Regions from separate parts of the Homo sapiens genome. Here regions 1, 3 and 4 are each linked to region 2. Evidence: chromatin loops called from intact Hi-C (ENCODE). Cell type or tissue: A673. All regions are shown on one strand.

Region 1 (5,000 bases), 760 kb after region 2:
AACATAGAGATACCCTGTCTCTACAGAAAATAAAAATTAAAAAGTAACCAGGCATGGTGGCACATGCCTACCATCCCAACTACTCAGAAGGCTAAGGAAAAAAGATAATTTGAGCCTAGGAAGTTAAGGCTGCAGTGAGCCATGACTGCACCACTGCACTCCAGCCTGGGTGACAAAGCGAGACCTTGTGTCAAAAAAAAGGGAGAGAGAAAGGAAAAATAGAATCATGCTAGCTAACATTTATTGAGCACCCACTATTGTCTAGCACTATATTAGCTGCTTTACACATACTTTGCTTTATAAAAAGAAAAATTAAAACCCCTGTAATCCCACCGTCTGAGATTAACCACCATTAACACTCTGCTATATTTCCTTCCAGTCTTGTTTTCCTGATATGTATTTTATGACAGTAGCTAATAAGTGTTGAGATCTTATTCACATGCCCAGAACTAATAAAATTATTTAAACCTTTTAAAATACTTTTTAAACCTTGTAACAATGCCATGAGATAGGCAGTATTATTACCTTAATTTTACAGATAAGGAAATTGAGACTAGAGAAGTTAAGCAATGTGCCCATTCTGTATACCCAGTTTTGTTAATTTTGTCACTTAAGCTTGTATCAGGAATGTTTTCCCATGTCATTAATTATTCCACAGAAGAGATCACTTAATGGCTGCATAATAGTCCATCACATGGGCATGTCATCATTTATTAAAGTATTTCAGTGTTTCTCTTCAATTCTTGGTGATTTTTAATAGAATAAATACTGCTGTGATTAACACCCTTGTACTTAAAATTTTATGCATGTCTGAGCACTCAGATAAAAACAAATTGCCGGGCGCAGTGGCTCACACCTGTAATCCCAGCACTTTGGGAGGCCGAGGCGGGTGGATCACCTGAGATCAAGAGTTCGAGACCAGCCTGGCCAACATGGTGAAACCCTGTCTGTATTAAAAATACAAAAATTAGCTGGGCATGATGGCAGGTGCCTGTAATCCCAGATACTCGGGAGGCTGAGGTGGGAGAATCACTAGAACCTGGGAGATGGAGTTGCAGTGAGCCAAGATCTGGCCATTGCCCTCCAGCCTGGGCTATAGAGCAAGATTCTGTCTCAAAAAAAAGAAAGAAAGAAAGAAAGAAAGAACGATTGATTAACAGTTGATTTACTGAGTCACTTTTTTCAGGATCTTTCCACATATTGTCGAATTGCCTTCCAAAAAAATTCTACCATTTTATAATAGACCAGCGATAAATGAAAGCATCCATTTTATGCCCCAGGCAACATTAGGTATTATTAATTTTAAATCCTAGACCATTTAAATGGGTAAACAATATATATCATAATTTTGTTTCATTTTTATTATACAGGAGAAACAGAACAGACTTTGGTTCTTCCAAAAATTTTAACGAAGCCTCTATCATACTCCCGGCACTCTTGTGGGGGCTAAGGATACAACAATGAACAAGACAGACCCAACGTGAACCTCTTAGGGCTCACAACTTAACATAAGGGGTACATTGAACACAAATTAATGAATTCCAATTGTATGTTCTATAATAAGCATTTGTAGTACTTAGTGTTTATTGACCCTTTTTAAGGTAAAGCACCAAGAACTTATTGAATCTTCGTGACAACGCTTTTACGTAGGTACTATTATTATTTCCCTTTTACAAATGAGGAAACTGAGTCACCGAGAGGTTAAGAAATTTGCCCAAAGTCCTAGAACCAATAAGTAGCAAAGACAAGATTCAAATCCAGTCAGAGCAGCCCCAGTGCCCTTAACCACTATACCATAATGCTTTCCTTCTGCTAGAAGAAAGACGTGTGGGCTGCTGTGAGATGCTGAAAAGAGTGAAAGAAGATGCAGAAAAATGAAACAAAGCAGATGTTAGCCAATAGTAAAAGGGAATAGAGATGGCAGGAGTTCACTTGGTCAGCAATATTGCCATGAAGTGCTGAATTGTATCTTTCCTCTTTTTTTCAGAGGAGTAGGTGAGGGTGACACGTGACAAAAATCAGCAGGTAGAACATTGGACAATAAATCAACCTGGAACAGTCCAAACAGGAAAGGAGTAGCCTAAATTCTCCTGCTAGGAGGCAGAGGAAAGAAGGGAGAGACCTCCACCTCCCTAGGCCTCAAGGAATCGAAAGATACATTGTTCAGTAGCAGCAGTCAAAACTGAGACGATAAGGAGAAAACGAAAACTTTTGCTTTTCCAGGGCTCCTGGCCAAATACCTCCCAGTGCGGTCTGAAGCCCCCGCTGGAGGCACCTGTGGTTTTGCAGACCAGCGGGCTCCATTCTGGTGGGCTGCAGCGCCATCTAGCAGGCGTGAGGCTGAACGGCGTCATAACAACTGGCAGTCCAAGAGTCCTTGAAAAAACAAGGACCCACGTGGCTAGCACCGTGCTAAGGTCACTGTGGTGAACAAACAAGTCTCTGCCCTTGAGAAGTTCACGGTCCATCTCGGGAGACAATCACAGACTCTAGAGCAGAGACCTGTGCAAGTGTGCAGGAAACACGGAGGGGCAAGGCTGACCTTACCTGGAGTTCAGGGAAGGTTACATAGAGAATGTGCTATTCAAATCAGCTCTTCAAAGATGAGTCATTATTAAAGATGAGTACAGTAGTAGAAGATGGAAGAAACTTCCAGGCAATAAGACTGGAAGCTCAAAGGCCCAGAGTTGTGAAAGGGTGTAGCGCATTCAGGGAAGACTGGAATGTCCAAATCACAGCCGAGAGCAACTTGACAATTTAGCCTAGTCATTTTAAGAATTACATTACTGAGATTTGAGCAAGAAGGGGGCTTTGTGCAGATTTATATCCTAGGCTAGGAGTGTCCACATTGGAACCCATGACTCCTGACTCTCGTTCCCATGTGCCTCCCACTGAACCATGGAAATGCAAGGCCAGCCACCTCCATCCAGCTCCCTGGGAAGGGCCACATTCACATGGCAGGGACCACTAGTGAGGCTGTGTGCATAGAATTGAGACCTTGAACTCAAGAAGAAGACACACCTGCACTCAGTAGCTCCACCAGTAGCTATGTAACTTTCATCAAGTTACTTATTCTTTCCGAGTGTCCATTTCCTTATCAGTCAAATGGGAAAGATGACAGCCCTTACCTCGTACAGTTGTTGTGAGAGTGGAAAGAGTGAATTCACATTAAGGGCTTGGCACAATGCCCAGCACATGCTAAATGCTTGATAATGAGATATTAAAGACCATAATTTTAATATTGTCACTTTTTTATTGTACTATTTTGGTTTTATTTTTTTACTCAGAAGTATGATTATTGATTTTTTATTTATAATTTTTACTATTTCTTATTAAGTGTTGAGAACTGGGGCCTTTCTGGTTGCATAAGAACAAACACAGAAGCCCCAGTCCTATTTTCAAAACTTGAAGGGCTGTGCTGGAACGAGGGAGTAGAGGTGGACTGAGGTGCCCCAAGTGCCAAGCTGGGCACGATGGCTGAGAGCTGCAGGATGGAAGATTTCGGTCCAATGTAAAGGAAACCTTGCGCACTCATCAAGGGGCCTTGGGAGGAAGGTATTTATTTGTTATTGGAAATGTTCAGTCTAAGACCAGATGACCATTTGTCAAGGCCACCTCCTACCTTGCATAGGGCAGGAAGTCACCTAGTCCATGGCACTATCTGATGCTTTAAACATCTAATTGAGCTCTAAACATCTCATTGAGCTCATATTCTAGGGGAATATGATTTGTTAGGTCATCCAGGAAGACGGCTGTCTGTTTATAAATTTCAGTCATAAGCAATGCTCGAAGAAGTCAGGATCCATAACACATAACCTTGTATTTCAGAGTAATTTGTTAGATTTTAGCTGGAAGCATGAGGAAGAGTCTGAGATGCTCGTGTCAGGCTAGAGACCAGGGAAATGGGCTAAAGGAAGAGAAGGCAGCTCAGCTTACCCTCAAATGCTGCCCAGAAAATGTGCTTTCATTCTGAGAAGACGTGCACGGCTGTCACAACCCTGAGAGCCATTAGAGCGTAGAGGTACCTACTGTCTTAAAATAATTCAATAACAAAGCACACAAAATGCTCACTATTCAAACATTTATACAGGGTCTGCTATGTGCAAAGCACTTGGAATATAAAAGTAAATCTAGAGCCGGGCACGGTGGCTCATGCCTGTAATCCCAGCACTTTGGGAGGCTGAGGCGGGCGGATCACCTGAGGTCAGGAGTTCCAGACCAGCCTGGCCAACATGGTGAAACCCTGTCTCTACTAAAAATACAAAAAATTAGCCGGGTGTGGTTGCAGGCGCCTGTAATCCCAGCTACTCTGGAGGCTGAGGCAGGAGAATCGCTTGAACCCAGGAGGCAGAGGTTGCAGTGAGCCGAGATCGTGCCACTGCACTCTGGCCTGGGCAACAAGAGTGAAACTCCATCTCAAAAACAAAAAGTAAATCTAAAAAGCAGATAGAGCTAAGAAGGTTATAGTCTAGAAGAGGCAATAAGACCTGAGTAGAAAATAACTGCAATCCAAGGTAGAAAATGCCTAGTGTTGTGAAAGAGGCACATGGGATTGTATGGCTTTCACAAGAGGAAGCACTGGAGGAAGGTTTTGCAGAGAAAATGACATCTAAGCTGGGCCTTTAGTAACACAAAAGACTTGCACCCCAAATGATGGAAGGGAATAACATCTCAGGGGAAAAAGTAGTGTGGGCAAAACTGCAGAGTTCCAAAAGCATGGGCTGAAGAATTGGAAGTACAAGTAGGTGGCGCCCCCTGTGACTGGAGCACAGGGAGTGTGGAGGGGGTGGGGCAGGATGTAAGATCAGAGAAGTAATTAATCATCCAGTAGTTGCACTCCTAGGTATATTACCAAGAGAATTGAAAACATACCTCCACATAAAAGACCGATACACCAATGCTTATAGCAGTTTCACTCATAATAGCCAAAATGTAGAAACAAACTACTGTCCATCAACTGACAAATGGATAAATGAAATGTGTTATATCTATACAATAAA
Region 2 (5,000 bases):
CCTGTTCCCTGGATGGCAGAGACCAACAGAAAGTACTGACCCATTCTTACAAGGTCAAGCTCCCAAAGACATAGAACAAAATGAGAAGGAAACTTCAGCATTTTTTTTTTTCAGGTACTTGCAGCAAAGTCTGTAATTAACCAGTTTTCCAGGCTGGCTTGAACCTGGGCTTATGGGATCCTAAGCCCGTGTTCTGTCCATAAAGGTATTCTTCTTTATGACAGAGCAATGTAGAAAGACAAAGTTGCAGCACAAAGTACACCAGATTCGCTACAGTAGCCACTCTGCTTAGTATGCAATATGGAATTGGCAAGGTTCAAACTTGCCCTCAGATGGGCCCTGTCATCTTTAATCCAACCTCTGCTGTCATGTGGTCTCAGGGCACAGAGGATAGGAAAGGGAGAAAAGCATTCATTGCCTGCAGCAAGGTGGGGAAGGCAAGGTGCTCAGGGAGGCCAGAGAAAGACCTACTTATTGCAGTGACACTCAATCAAAAGTTCAGGCGGTCACTTGTCAGTTGCAAAGGGGTTTTCCAACAGTCTCACCAGCTTTCAAGTTTCCCCTTTTGGGGAGAAAAAAGGCTCTCCATGTCCAGTGATCCTGTACATGCCTAATCCTGTCACCCACAGCTGTCAGCGAAGAGTACAAGGCAGATTAATCCAAAGAGAATAGTGGTTAACTCCCCATAATGCCAAATCCATTCATAGCTGAGAGGAACTTTACTGAGTGGGGCCTCTAACTCCCTAAATTTTAGGAAGTATTCTAACCATCCTAAGCTGGGCCTTGAACCCAAGTTCCACCAGATGTCCTTGCCTTTTATTAAGAGGGGCCTTTAACCCACTCTTTTTTAGGAGACACTCTAACTCCCCTCAGTTGGGCCTCTAACCCAATCCCATCCTTTACCCGGATACCCCACTACTTACCCAGAGTTGGCCATTTGGTGCTGCAGTCTGTTTCCTTTTGGGTTGGGGGTTTCCTCAATATCGTCCCTCCATGGTTCACCAGGAGGATATTACCAGAAAGGAGTCCTGATCCAGACCCCTAGAGAAGATTCTTGGATCTCAAGAAAGAATTTGATGTGAATCCATAGAGTAAAGTGAAAGCAAGTTTATTAGGAAAGTAAGGGAATAAAAGAATGGCTACTCCATAGGCAGAGCAGCCCTGAGTTGTATTTTATTGTGTATATGTACCACATTTTCTTTTTTCTTTGTTTTTGAGACTGAGTCTCGCTCTGTTGCCAGGCTGGAGTGCAGTGGCATGATCTCGGCTTACTGCAACCTCTGCCTTCTGGGTTCAAGTGATTCTCCCGCCTCAGCCTCCTGAGTAGCTGGAACTACAGGTGCGCACCACCACGCCCGGCTAATTTTTGTATTTTTAGTAGAGACGGGGTTTCGCCATGTTGGCCAGGATGGTCTCAATCTCTTGACCTCATGATCTGCCCGCCTCGGTCTCCCAAAGTGCTGGGATTACAGGCATGAGCCACCGCACCCGGCCCCACATTTTCTTTATCCATTCATCTGTTGATGGCCACTTAGGTTGATTTCATATTTTGACTATTGTAAATAGTGCTGCAGTAAACACGGTGGTGCAGATATGTCCTTGCTATACTGATTTCCTTTTCTTTGGATAAATACACAGTAATGGAATTGCTAGATCATGTGGTAGTTCTATTTTTAGGTTTTGAGGAACCTCCATTTTGTCTTCCATAGTGGCTGTGCTACGTTACTGTCTCATCAACAACATGTGAATGTTTCCCTTTCTCCAAATCCTCTGCAGTATTAATTATTTTCACATTTTTGTTAATAGCCATTCTAACTGGGGTGAAATGATATCTCATTGTGGTTTCGATTTGTATGTAACCACATGATTAGTGAAACTGACAATTTTTTTTCACATGCTTTTTGGCCATTTGTATGTCTTTTGAGAAATGTTTGTTGAGATGCCATGTCCTTTTTAAAATAGGATTTTGTTGTCGTTGTTGTTGCTTGTATATTCTGGATGTTAATCCCTTATCAGATGATTAGTTTACAGATATTTCCACTAATTCTCAGGTTGCCTCTTCACTCTGTTGAGTGTTTCCCTTGCCCTACAGAAGCTTTTTAGTTTGATAAAATCCCATTTGTCTATTTTTGCTTTTTTTTTTGCCTGTGCATTTAAAGCAGTATCCATAAAAATCTTTGCACAGACCAATGTGCTAAAGCATTTCCCCTATGTTTTCTTCTACTGGTTTTATAGTTTCGGGTCTTAGATTTATGTCTTTAATCCATCTTGAGTTGATTTTTGTTTATGGTGAGAGATAGGGACACTTAGAATTTTTTTATACCTATTGTGAAAACTATTTTAGACTCAGAAATAGATTTTAAAAATTCTGTCATTATTGTGTGTGCCTTAAAAGGAAAATAAATTTGTTCAAGTTATTCTGAAACTAGAGTCTGACTCTTGTGCATCATTTCTCAACTGAGTCGAGTTTTTTGTTTTTGTTTTTGTTTTTTTACACAGTATTGGCCTCCATGCCATTAAGAGTATTGGTAATGCTCTACTCTCTCTAGGAATTTCTTCCAAGCTGCTAAAACCCATTCTGCAAGTATTGATGCTATCACTTTACTATTTGACTAACCTCAGAGTTTATTTTTTCTGAATTGAAATATATCTCTGCTAGTTAAGCAACTTTTCTTCAAAGTTACCAAAATATAAGCCAAAATGTTAATAGTGGTTTTCTCCAGTGGTGGTTGGAAGTGGTTCTTGTTTTCTTCTTTGTAACTGTCTGCTTTCCAAAATTTCGAAACACACATAGACACACATGTACACATGCATGTACATATGCACACAATTAAAACATGGCCTTGCTTCAACTTGCTTCACATCTTATCTTCTGCAGTCTTATCATTTGGGGAATTCAGGAGCGTAATTCATTATTCTCCTTGGTGGTCATGCTTGCTGCCTTGAATCTAGAAAGTCCCATCAGTCAGCCCCTGGTGGGACCAGGTTCTCTGCTGACCTCCAGTGGCCTTAGGCTGTATGGCACTAAGCAAGAGGCATTCATATGCTTGCTGGTCAGTGCAGAACAGACCCACACTTGTGTTTTTAGGAAAGTACTTTGTAATTGTCCTTGATTAGGTAGCACATGCACCCATATACCTGAGTTACTCTTACCTGTCTTCCAGTGCAACTCGAACCTTACTTATTGGAAATTGAGAAGCTTTTTATAGGAACTATATATAAATATCATAGTAAGAACAAGAAAATATGAAGTGAAGACTTTATGTGCATAGAACAGAATTTGGATGAGCAGTTAAGCCTGAGTTCTGAGTGAACTTCTAGGCTTTGCTTATTAGTTTTCTGTTGAGGTATTTTGTTTTGTTTTTTGGGGATGTTTGTCTTTTTGGGGTTTTTTTGTTTGTTTTGAGGGGTGCAGTTTGGGAATGGGAAGAAGTACATAGGCAGCAGTGGTCCTTCTCCTGGAACCAGAAGAACAATAAGACTTTCCTGTTGAAATGATCTGCCTCTTTGTATTTTCTGCCATGGATAACCATTGCAGGGAGAGACGTTGCTGAAACGAGTATGAGGCAATTTCCCCATTTGGAACCCTGCTGGGTATTAGTGAGGCAGGCAGGCAGGACCCATCAAGGAAAAGTAAGTGACCATTGGAGCAAAAATATATGCTAATTTTCCAATCAGTGAGCTGTTAACCTTCTGGGATTTATAATTCCTCTGACATCCATTTTAACATTTGATCTATCCAGTTAATTTTAAAAACCCATTTATTATACCCCTTAAGTCATTTTTTGTTATATTGTCAAAGTGTCACATTCTAATTATCTTAAAATCACTTTTGGCCAAAGCTTGTAAAATAAAAAAAAAAGCATTATGTCTGAGATTACTGATCAATGTAATTTTAAGGTTTTTGCTTCTTAATAATTAAACGCCACTGCATTATGCAGCATACCTGCTGCCAGGATGTTGTTTGAGAATGAAGCAAATGAATATCTAATCCCATAATAGTTTTCAAATATTTTAAATCTTTTTCTCTCTGTAACCAGAATTTTAAAGCAACCTAAAGATTGTAATGTTTGTTAATAGACTCTTGTGATTTTTGCCACAACTATTACAGTACTAGTCTCCCTGGTTCTCTACTACTTCCAGGTGAATTTTTTGAAAGCCCAGCTCTACAGCTCAGTGGCTGCTTATCACAACACTGGATAAAATTCAAACTCCATCAGCTTAGTGCTTAAGACCCTCTAGAGTCCGTCTCTAACCTTATTTATTCTACTCCTGGTTTATGCATACTTGCTGTTAGCACACTACTTTCTCATTGCGCCCCCTAATTCATCAAGTTTAGAAAGTTGAAAGCATTATATTGTCTCCTATAGTGCATCTTGCTGTCCATTTTCATACTGATACTTAGGACACAGGTGGAAAATATATGTTTTGTATTAGACTAGTTTCTTTGCTTCTGAGTCCATCTCATATCCTCTCTGCCAGATCCTTTGGGTATTAAAAAGTCTTAGGGTATTAAAAAAGATTACTTGACTTCTTGTTGACAAAGTAGGCACCAGCTAGGCTAGTTTACCTTTATTAACATTGAATATTGGACCTAAATGAAACCTACTAGGAATATTTTACTTTCACAGGGTTTCATATTATTGAATTTTAGTTTAAAACATTTTTATTATTACTGATTTTTTGCCAGTATGAAAGACAAAATGTTATCTGGGAGTTTTAATTTGTAACTTTCTGATTACAACTGAACATATGTAATAGTTTATTGGCAATCTGTGTTTCTTTCATAAACTGATAGCTTTAACTCACTTATCTTTTTGGTAGTCTTTTTTTAGTTCATTCTTTTTATATTCTGAATATTAATCAGTTGTCTCTAGTACATGTCACAAGTACCTTTCTTCCTGTCTGTCTTAAAAATTCGTGTTTTTCTTTTAATGTCTAGATGCTTCCTAATCTTTGTGGCTTCAAAATCTGGCAAATGTCTTGGCTGCATGTGGTCT
Region 3 (5,000 bases), 290 kb before region 2:
GTTCACAAGAGTAAGACTGTTTCAAGTTACTTGTTTAATGACTTTTATAGATAGCTTGGAATAAGGGTTGAAATAGAATTATCAAAAGTGTGTGTAGTAAGGGATTTATTGGTAGGTGATGGTGTCGTACTTCAAACCTTTGTTGTTATGGAATTGCAGTATAGACCTTTTCTTCAGAGAGCTCAGAATTTAATGTAGCTGGTGAATTAAACAAGCTTGTGGACTGAGACCAGGAATCACTTGTAATCTCTCACTTTTTTTTTCCTGGTGGTATAATAAACATAACATAAAATTTACCATTTTAACCTTTCTTGAAAAGTTTTGCCAGGCGTAGTGGCTCATGCCTGTAATCCCAGCATTTTGGGAGGCCGAGGTGGGCAGATCACGAGGTCAGAAGTTCAAGACCAGCCTGGCCAGCATGGTGAAACCCCATCTCTGCTATAAATACAAAAATTAGCTGGGCATGATGGTGCATGCCTATAGTCCCAGCTACTCAGGAGGCTGAGGCAGGAGAATTGCTTGAACCCGGGAGGTGGAGGTTGCAGTGAGTCAAGATGGCACCACTGCACTCCAATCTGGGCGACAGAGTGAGACTCTGTCTCAAAAAAAAGAAAGTTTTAATATTTCAAGAGACAAGTTCTCACTCTGTTGCCCAGATTAGAGTGCAAGTGGCATGATCATAGCTCACTGCAGCTTTGAACTCTTGGGCTCAGGAGATCCTCCCTCCTTGGACTCCAAAGTAGCTAGCACTACATGCCATTTTCCATAGCGGCTGTGCCATTTTACTCTGAAACTCTGAAAGGTTTTATGTTGCTCATGTTGGAAGTATCCTCATGTATATATCTTCAGTCATAGTATTTTAGTATTCAGCAGTATTACTGGTTGTGGGTAGGGTCTGATGTGGTTTTAGGCAGAAATAGAAATCTAGGCTGTAGTTGAAAACTTTTCTTGTATAGATCCCCTATCTCAGGTAGGTAAGAGTAGCTTACTTTTAATAGACTTTCTTCATACCAGTATAGGACAGATATTTGACTCTGGTCACTGGAAGTGTGCTTCATAACTGACAATAAACTTGCCTTTTACCAAAACAGAGAAAAACATATAAATAAAATATTGTTTGTATTTAAAAATTTTAGGTTTATTTCTTCCTTGTATATGCACATTAGAGGGGCCTGGACATATTTTTTAAGAATTTTAAATATTGATTAGTTTCCCATGTTTTTTCTTTTTAGATATTAAAAAACTGCACTTTGTTTTGTGTAAGCAAAATGCTAGGCCTTTTAAAAGTTAAATTTTTAAAAAAAATTTTCCGTAACTTAAGAGCTTGTTTTTTATTTGACTTCCAGTAGAGGGCACTCTGTTCCTTAGATATAACTTACATTCAGTTCCGTTAAATCACCCCTTGAATGTTTCTTGAAATTGATTCTCCTTGGAAGATGCATTTAATGTCTTCATCAACATCTGTTCACTTATGTTTAATAACTTTTGTCAAGGATTATTTTAAAATCTTGGGGTTTTTTTGCTTTTATCTTTTTGTGGCGATGAGTGGCGAGAATTGGGAAAATATATTAATTTTACAAATACTGATAATACAGACTCATATTTAAATGATTGTCATTGTAGTTAAAAGTCTACCAAATTAAATTTTGCTTTTTAGTATTTGTACAGAGTCCATTAGTAGACTTCTCTCTATGTAGGTATATTATTCCCATCTAAAGTAGTCCCTTTTTAAAAAGAATACAAAATTAGGACTTTTCAGCCTTCTTGAGCCCATAGCACCATCATTTTATCACTTTTCATAGGGTCATAATAAGACTAGCCAGGCGCAGTGGCTCATACCTGTAAATCCCAGCACTATGAGAGGCTGAGGCAGGCAGATCACTTGAGGTCAGGAGTTTGAGACCAGCCTGGCCAACGTGGTGAAACCCCATCTCTATTAAAAATACAAAAATTAGCTGGGCATGGCGGCTCATGCATGTAACCCCAGCTACTCAGGAGGCTGAGGCAGGAGAATTGCTTGAACCCAGGAGGCGGAGGTTGTAGTGAGCTGAGATCATGCCGCTGCACTCTACCCTGGGTGACAGAAGGAGACTCCATCTTTAAAAAAAAAGACTGACGGTTAGTTCATTCAGACATATGTTGGGTTACTTCATATCTTTAGTTTTTTATTCAAAATAGCTCCTCTTCTTGACCATGACTATAAAATAGTCAACTTTTAAATTATTTCCCACTTATACTCTTACAATGTTGCTTCTCAGTCCTATGCATCCTGTATACTGTTGCCAGATTGATTTTTCTGCAATACTCCTTTACTCATTTCTGATTTTTATCTTGTCACACTAATTGGTCTGTGAGATCAAGTTTAGCTCAATTTTTGTAGTTCTGATACCTTGCTGTCTCTATTAAAGCATTTGTCTAATGGCAGGACATGTACCACCTAAGCAAGGATTCCATGTGTTAAAAACCCATCAGCTAGAAATCATTCATGTTTATTTTCTCTCAGCTTTTAAAAAATGTGTTTAGAATTGCTCTCTCTACCTTTTTACCAACCAGTTATAGTTTTTTTACAATCTGATGTTTTCCTCATACCATTCTACTTGTGGTGTTTCATAATAATATCCAGTGGCCTTTTCTCAGTTCTTACCCCTCTACCCCAGTTTATTTATAGCCAGATTGGGGAAACAGAAAGCATAAATACGGAAAGATGCTCCGTGGTGTTAGGTAAAATCTCTGAGGAAGGAGAAATTGGCTTGCACCAAGAAGTTTGGCTTGGGTTTTAAATAGGGTGAACATATGACCTGGTCTGCCAGGAACAGTTCCATTTTACTCCTTTTGGCCCAGCATAATCAGCGCCAGCCACCCCCTTTTACTCACAGAAGTGTTCAGGCTTGGAAAGTATATATGGTTTTCATAGTTTTAAAGACAGTATGATATATTGCTTGTCATTTATCACTTTTCACAGGGTCAGAATTTTAAATAGGCTGTTAAATAAATTTGCTGCCCCTTTTGGCCACTGGATGGCACAATTGCTTCCTGTTTTCATTGAGGTCAAGAAGATAATAGTTTGTTTTTCAACCACTATTTTGTACTTCTTTGTGTTGAGCATCTGTGCTTTTTATAACCCCCTTAGCATGTGCTATTGTCCCCATAGACCTTTGCTTATCACCTGGGAATGACACTCAAGAAGAGTGTTTTCATTATTTTATGCCTGTCCCCTCCTTAAGAATATTAATAAGGCTGGGTGCAGTGGCTCACAACTGTAATCCCAGAACTCTGGGAGACCGAGGCAGGTGGATCACCTGAGGTCAAGGGTTTGAGACCAGCCTGGTCAACATGGTGAAACCCCATCTCTACTAAAAATACAAAAATTAGCTGGGTGTGTTGGTGCACGTCTATAATCCCAGCTACTCAGGAGGCTGAAGCAGGAGAGTCGTTTGAACCCAGGAGGTGGAGGTTGCAGTGAGCTGAGATCATGCCATTGCACTCCAGCCTGGGCAACAAGAGAAACTCCATCCCCCCAAAAAATATATATATAAATAAATATAAATGCAATTATTATAACAGTAAAAAAATTACTAAGTACTTATAGGTGAATTAGAAGTTCCTAATTTTGTTTGATATTTATTCAGTTGTCTGTGATAAAAATTTTTAGTATAAGTTTGTCTGATTATTCTCAGCCTTTTTGCAATACCCATGACTGACATCTGTTTTCTTCCTAGCCTTACCTTGAAGGGAATTTTTAAAGGAGACACTAGAAACTGATCTCATAGGAGGAACCAAATAATCCTCATTTAATGGGAAGCTGCTTTACATTTAGCTATTCCTTTTGAGTCCTCTGCCAATACCTTAGCTGCACTATTGTGAAATAGACCTAGTTACAACTTTACTAAGAATAAGAACACATAGTTGCCTTATAGTGGCTTTAAAGATAAGTTTTCTTTGCCTAATTAAGATACTTTTGCTTAGTTATGTAGGAAGCTGAAGCTTGTTTAAACATAACTCATTTGCTGAGGGTAAGACTATAAAAATCAAATAGTAAATACATAGCAGCTGAACCTACTACTGAAAAGCAAAACTTCATCTTGGCTCCTTAGAGTCTGATTTTCAGATGGGATGGAAATTTTCTGTTGTACTATATATGTTGATCAAGTATGCTTTTTAATGAAAGTTTGTATTAATATGTTTGAATTTCAAACTTTCATACTAGGGTACTTGAGCCCTTGGATATGAAATTAATACAAGGCATACTATGGGTTTTATTTTAAGCTACTAAATCAAACTTGTTTTCAGTAAAGAACAATGGTTATATACTGTGCTACCTTTGACAAGTCTGTCAAGTTGGTCACTTCTGGTAATAGTTCTCCCTTTGTTTTTTATAGATCATCATTTTCTGGGTGGAAGTATTCAGCTAAAGACTGGTTGATGAGTGATGTAGACTATTTCAGCTTCTTATTTTCCACACTTACAGGTAACCACATTCACTTGCCAGATTAAAAAAGAAAAAACCTAATATGAATCACAATTCTCCTTCTAAGATTTGCCATTTTATCAGTTTGGTTCAGTTTTGAAGATGATAAATATTCTATCTTGGAGTGATTTTTGTGATTAGTAACTGGAAATCGAAAGAATATTTCTAACCTACATACACTGTTAGGCTTCTGAGGCAGGAGGATGGATGATTTGTCTTTAAATCTCTTATAGTATGAGTATCAAAACCCTGAGCATTATTTGAATGTCATGTTATTGTATTTTTAAGTTTGATGTACTACTACTATTATTTTAAATGTATTATTTGAATATTTTCATTGTATACTTGGATAATGATAGGATTCTTTGAAATTTTCTGAAGACTTGAAATTAGGAGAGTTAATATAGTGTCAGGATCCAAAAAGAACTTGACAGATCCAATACTATGCTGAATCTAGCAAGATAAATACTTCAGAAGATAAATGTAAGCTCCTATATGTTTACTGTATATTTATGAATGTATACATTTGAGG
Region 4 (5,000 bases), 190 kb before region 2:
CAAGTGATCCTACCACCTCAGCCTCTCAAGTAGTTGGGGCTACAGGCGTGCACCACTGTGCCTGGCCTACAGCTGTGTTTTAATGTGCATTTCCCGAATTGAGGTGGAATGTTTTTATATGTTTGCTGGATATTTGTTTCTTTTGTAAATAGCCTTCTTGTGTTGTAACTCATTTCTGAACTTGGCTATTTGTTTTTTTTTCTTACTGATCTATAGGAGTTCTTTATGTATTCTGGATACTAATTCTTGGTTGGTTTTGCAAATATCTTCTCTGTGTGGCTTATTTTTTTGCTTTATTTATGCTCTCCCACTAGGAATGAATTCGTAATCTGAATAATATTGTTTGCTTTGTTAGCATTAGATTTCTTCAAATATTTTGAAATTTCTGTCTGCAGGTTCATTTTTGTTTTTCATTTGTTTGCTTTGTTTTCCTTTTTTCTCCTTGTTGACCCATAGAGCATCTTCCACCCAGCTCCTAGTCCATTATAACAATCTGCTCCTACACAGATCTCCTGGAGCCCTGTCTTCAGTGATATTAGGGATGTCACAATTATTAACAGTGAGCTAGTGAGTAGCTTCCTGACCTGAGGCTTGGATGGTGTCCTGCTTCTGCCATTTCTCTAGATAAACAGCTTCCTATAAAGCTGTAGCCTCATAGTGAGGCAAAGAATATTCCAAAATTCTAAGAATTTTCTTGCCTTTTGCACAAATATGACCACCTTTCAATCAGTGAAAAGGAAGGAGGCATCTTCCTGAACCCTATTCTGAAATCATATTCTACAGGACTGCTGTTTGTTCCCAGTAAGTGCCTTTATGATTAACTTATAGATAATTGGCAGCTGATCCTCAAAATATTCTGGATCCTACCTCTACATTTTTTCCCCAAAATGGCTACCATATTTTCTATATCTGTCTCCCTGGGGCCTTTGCTATTTGCTTCCTCTTCAGCTGAGACGATTACTTTAACAGACTTCAATGCCCAAGACTTGACTAAAACTGCCTACGGTGGCCCTTCTCCCCACTGGAGTACTGAAGAGGCCAGATGTTTTCCCAAAACCAATACTTTGGGACCTACATGTTTTCCAATTAATTTCTTTGCATTCTTGTTCTGTGTCCCCAGTGCTTATATTTTCTGTCACTGTACTTGGAGAGAAAAACAATTGCTCACTATATATATATAAATGTTCACTATATTTTTTTGTTCATTTACAAATTGGTATAAAATTTTGGCCTAGAAAGATAACTATATTTATAATAGCACACACAAATGTAAAGTAGGTACTCTGTCATAGTTCATTTTAAATCCTAAATATATTATATACCCAAAATACATTACTTAAAATTGAAATGGAAAAATAGAAACATGATTTATTAATTATAATTATAGCTATATAATTATGTATTTATAAACTCTCAAGGCATTTACTGTATTAATTTGTAAAAAGAATTACTATCCCTAGGAAGTATATAGGTCGCAAATATCAGTAATTTCATTATATCAAACTTTTCTGTAGTGGTTGCAGACACAAATGAGTTTTGGAAATACCACAATAGTGTTGGGAGAGGCAATCTGCCCTGGGCCTTGAATGTCCCTGAATGTACTTACTGGGTATGCCAAGAATGCAAAAGCTTGACTCCACTTTACTGGGACCATTTTCCAGAGTGGGGTTTGCAGTGAGCAATCTTGAGTGACGAGGTAATGTCACCCACCAGGGCAAAGAACAAGCAGGCTTGCTTACTACTCTATTTACTAAAAGCTGGAGATTCCCAAAATCTAGCACTCTTCAGATGTCATGCAAACCCACTGTGTGCTGGGCCCATCTGAGTCCTCCATATTGCCCCCATAATCCTTGGAGGGGAGGGAAACTCATGCAAACAGATAAGTACTCCTAGCTCCTAGCTATGCCATTAGTAATGACGCTTTTCGTCTCTGATGGGAGTCTTGTGTCTTCTGCCAGCATCTGCAGCTAACTTATTACCTTGTAAATAGGGTTAATTAAATGCCAGAACTGACAAGACAGTAAAAGATGATAGGATACTGACAGAGACATAGTTTTCCTTTCTTTCTTCCTTTTATTTTTTTGAGACAGAGTCTCACTCTGTCGCCCAGGCTGGAGTGCAGTGGCGCGATCTTGGCTCACTGCAACCTCTGCCTCCCGGGTTCAAGCAATTCTTGTGCCTCAGCCTCCCAAGTAGCTGGGATTATAGGTGTGTGCCCCCATGCCTGGCTAATTTTTATATTTTTGGTAGAGACGGGGTTTCACCATGTTGGCCAGGCTGGTCACAAACTCCTGACCTCAAGTGATCTACTCACCTCGGCCTCTCAACGTTCTGGGATTACAGGCATGAGCCACTGCACCCAGCTGGAGAGACATAGTTTTCTTGAAGAGTAAGGACAAGAACCCTAGAGGCCCATTCTCAGGTATCCTTAGGTTCAAGGGTGAGAAGACCCCCTGAGATCATGCCCAGGTGGTGGGCAAGGTTAAGGGGCGAGTGACCCCAGTATTCTCTCTGTTAATGAGTCTGAATGGTGAGAGGTGGGATTAAAGCAAGCCACCCAAATAGTGCCTTTGTTTTTGCTCACCTTCCTCTGGGCAGGCAAAAGAAGGAATGGTACATGACCACGGGGGCAGCAAGCTGAAAGACCATGTGGTTGCGGCTGCAGGGCCAAGAAATCTCCAAAACAGAAATAAATGGAGAGAACAATGAAGATTTTGCTATTTGACATGGATCTTTAGGTGGATTGAAAACATTAGAAGTTCATTTGGTTGAGACATGAGTGAGCAGGTGCTCAAAAGTGAATGTGAATGCAAAACCTTGCCTAATAGGACAGAGTCAACTGTTCTATGTATCTGATTCCTGCTTTAGCCTGACTTATTTGACATTGAGGACAAAGCACTGGGTATACAGGTGGCCACTGTCTGAAGCAAAGCTGCTGGCTTAATGGTCCCTTAAATGCCTTGGCCTGGTTTGCTGATGCTTTGGCTAAGTTAAAACCCGATGGTGTCCAGTAGGGGGCAGTAGCTGTCCAACCTCAATGACAGCTCCAGGAGACTGAGTGGTAATGACCAGTTAGCCCAATGGGCTGAAATGAAAAGCCATCACCCTTACCTTAGGCAATACTCCCAAAGACTAGCCGTATTTTTACTGATTCTTGGTCTGCTAACAGTACTGTAGTCACCTGGTCTGCCACTTGGAAGACTACAGTTGGTAAATTAAAGATATTCCTGTTTGGGGCCACAAACTACAAACAAATTGTGGCTGCCAATCAGACACTTTGGGTCACTCACATAGATACCCACAGTAACAGTAAGGGCCTGCTCTCTGATAAGACCGACTGAAATCAAGTCGCTGAACAAGTCTGTATTGCCTGGTCACTGGGATTTGCCACTAGGATCCATCACTGCACTAGATAAGGCAATGAACCCACCACAATAGAATGGATACAAAGTAAAAGGTATGTTTTTCATGCAGAAGATACCACTGCATACCAGACTTATGTATCTTGCCCAGTTGGCCTCCTTTTCTTGTGGTGAAGGAGTCCACATTACATGGAGGATTGCCCTTGCCCCTTCCCAGCAGGGACCTCTGTCACCTCCTCTTGGGCTCACCTCGTGCCTTTCCACCATAGACATTTTTCAGGTTATGGTGTTGCTGCTCCACCATATGGAGTTGCTGCTCCAATCTGATTAGCCTATTCAAGCTATAGCACTGAGGACCATGTTTTGGGGTTCCTAGACCTTCTATAGTCTGACCATGATATGCCTAACAATGAGCCAATAGTTAGGTACTTAATGGACATTCCATGCTTCCTACCATCCTCAGGTATCTGGAATTGTTGAGAGCTTGGAAAGGCCTTCTTGAAAATCAACTCAAAAATGTTTCTGGCTCCACCTCTCTTACCTCCTCCTGGTCCACACTCCTGTATGAAGCAGTTTGCTTACTAACTGTGGCCACCTTCAGAAAGGGTTCATTTCATCCTTGTAGCCTCCTGGGAAATAATCAGGACAAAAGGAGTGGGGGATTATATACATCTGTTTTGAAAATTTGGGATTCTGCCTGGCCCAACCCTGGTTATCTTGCTTCTTTCTTTTTCCCAAAAGCAATCTCAGGATGGTTTGTTTCATATATCCCTTGGGTGGCAGCCAGCCAAAAGGGGGCTTAGAGATTCAAGCTTAATTTGGGTTTACCCACCTGGATTCATTTTGTTCAACTGATAAGGTCCCAGATCATAAATATCCATAATGACCATCTGATTGAGTGCCCTGCTCACTGAGTCATTCTATAGTGGTCCATATAGGCCAAAATGGAAGACATAATAGGTTTCTAAATTTGTCCCATATGTACTTACCCTTCTATAAGCTACAGGCACAAGTAGGGGATGATTGGAGAAAAGGCGAAGTTATATCTACTGGAATGGGACACATTAACTATGTGGCCAAAGAAGGAAAGCAACAACTTCAGCCCCTAGGAAGGAAACACATGAGACCTCAGGAAGTACAGGGATGGGGAGGACAATTAATACTTTCTTTGTCCTCTGGATCCGCAAGTGCATCCTGGCAAAACAAATATATAGTGAGCTACCTGAATCAAACAGCAGCTGAGGCCAGCCATCTGACCTGCGTCTGTTTTATCTCTGACCATGTGCTTGCTATGAAACAGAAAAATTCACATGGGCATTGGTGGTTCTTAATTCTTTTGCTGTGCTTGATACCATCAATGACAGCTCCTGAATGTGGACCCCGTTGTATACATGGAAGCAAAGGGACTGGCACAACCTTATTTTAATCTGATGTACACAAATCCATATGCTTCTTCTGACATGTGAGCAGCTTTGGATTATGCCATGCATGGCAACTGAAGTAACAACTACTTAGTGATACTGCCCATGTGGCTTAGACAAATCAATGTAATGGTTGATCCAAGTTTAATGACAAATCCTGAAATAAAGTGACTCTTTATTTCAGCCTCTTTAGGCTACATGTTTGTATGTAGGAAAG

What was found. Peaks named below come from ENCODE experiments on the same cell type or tissue, not always from the same donor. Only the 100,000 strongest peaks of a DNase experiment are listed, where the experiment ranks them.
Region 1: it touches region 2 in a loop (2.7-fold over the local background); 32 of 110 quality-filtered maps call a loop at or near these places.
Region 3: a loop joins it to region 2, with 4 times the contacts of the local background. A loop is called at or near these places in 62 of 110 quality-filtered maps.
Region 4: a loop joins it to region 2, with 7 times the contacts of the local background. A loop is called at or near these places in 81 of 110 quality-filtered maps.

Annotation. Positions count from the first base shown.
Region 1 is chr9:99,264,052-99,269,051 of GRCh38, reverse strand. No RefSeq gene overlaps it. Among named protein-coding and RNA genes, the nearest start is that of SEC61B, 44 kb to the right of the region's middle. In A673, CTCF peaks have their summits at 2,316, 4,558 and 4,758; a DNase peak (open chromatin) is centred at 2,281.
Region 2 is chr9:100,026,302-100,031,301 of GRCh38, reverse strand. All of the region lies in intron 4 of ERP44 (endoplasmic reticulum protein 44), which reads left to right. LOC105376176 (a long non-coding RNA gene) reads right to left here. Exons shown (of 3, transcript XR_001746547.2): 3 at 1-5,000. Among named protein-coding and RNA genes, the nearest start is that of ERP44, 70 kb to the left of the region's middle. In A673, a CTCF peak has its summit at 3,000 (motif pointing left); a DNase peak (open chromatin) is centred at 2,991; H3K27ac peaks cover 463 bases.
Region 3 is chr9:100,321,151-100,326,150 of GRCh38, reverse strand. TEX10 (testis expressed 10) reads left to right here. Exons shown (of 15, transcript NM_017746.4): 10 at 4,380-4,468. Among named protein-coding and RNA genes, the nearest start is that of TEX10, 29 kb to the left of the region's middle. In A673, CTCF peaks have their summits at 1,151, 1,351 (motif pointing right) and 3,008 (motif pointing right); DNase peaks (open chromatin) are centred at 1,370 and 3,040.
Region 4 is chr9:100,214,392-100,219,391 of GRCh38, reverse strand. All of the region lies in intron 3 of INVS (inversin), which reads right to left. Among named protein-coding and RNA genes, the nearest start is that of INVS, 120 kb to the right of the region's middle. In A673, a CTCF peak has its summit at 3,013 (motif pointing right); a DNase peak (open chromatin) is centred at 3,021.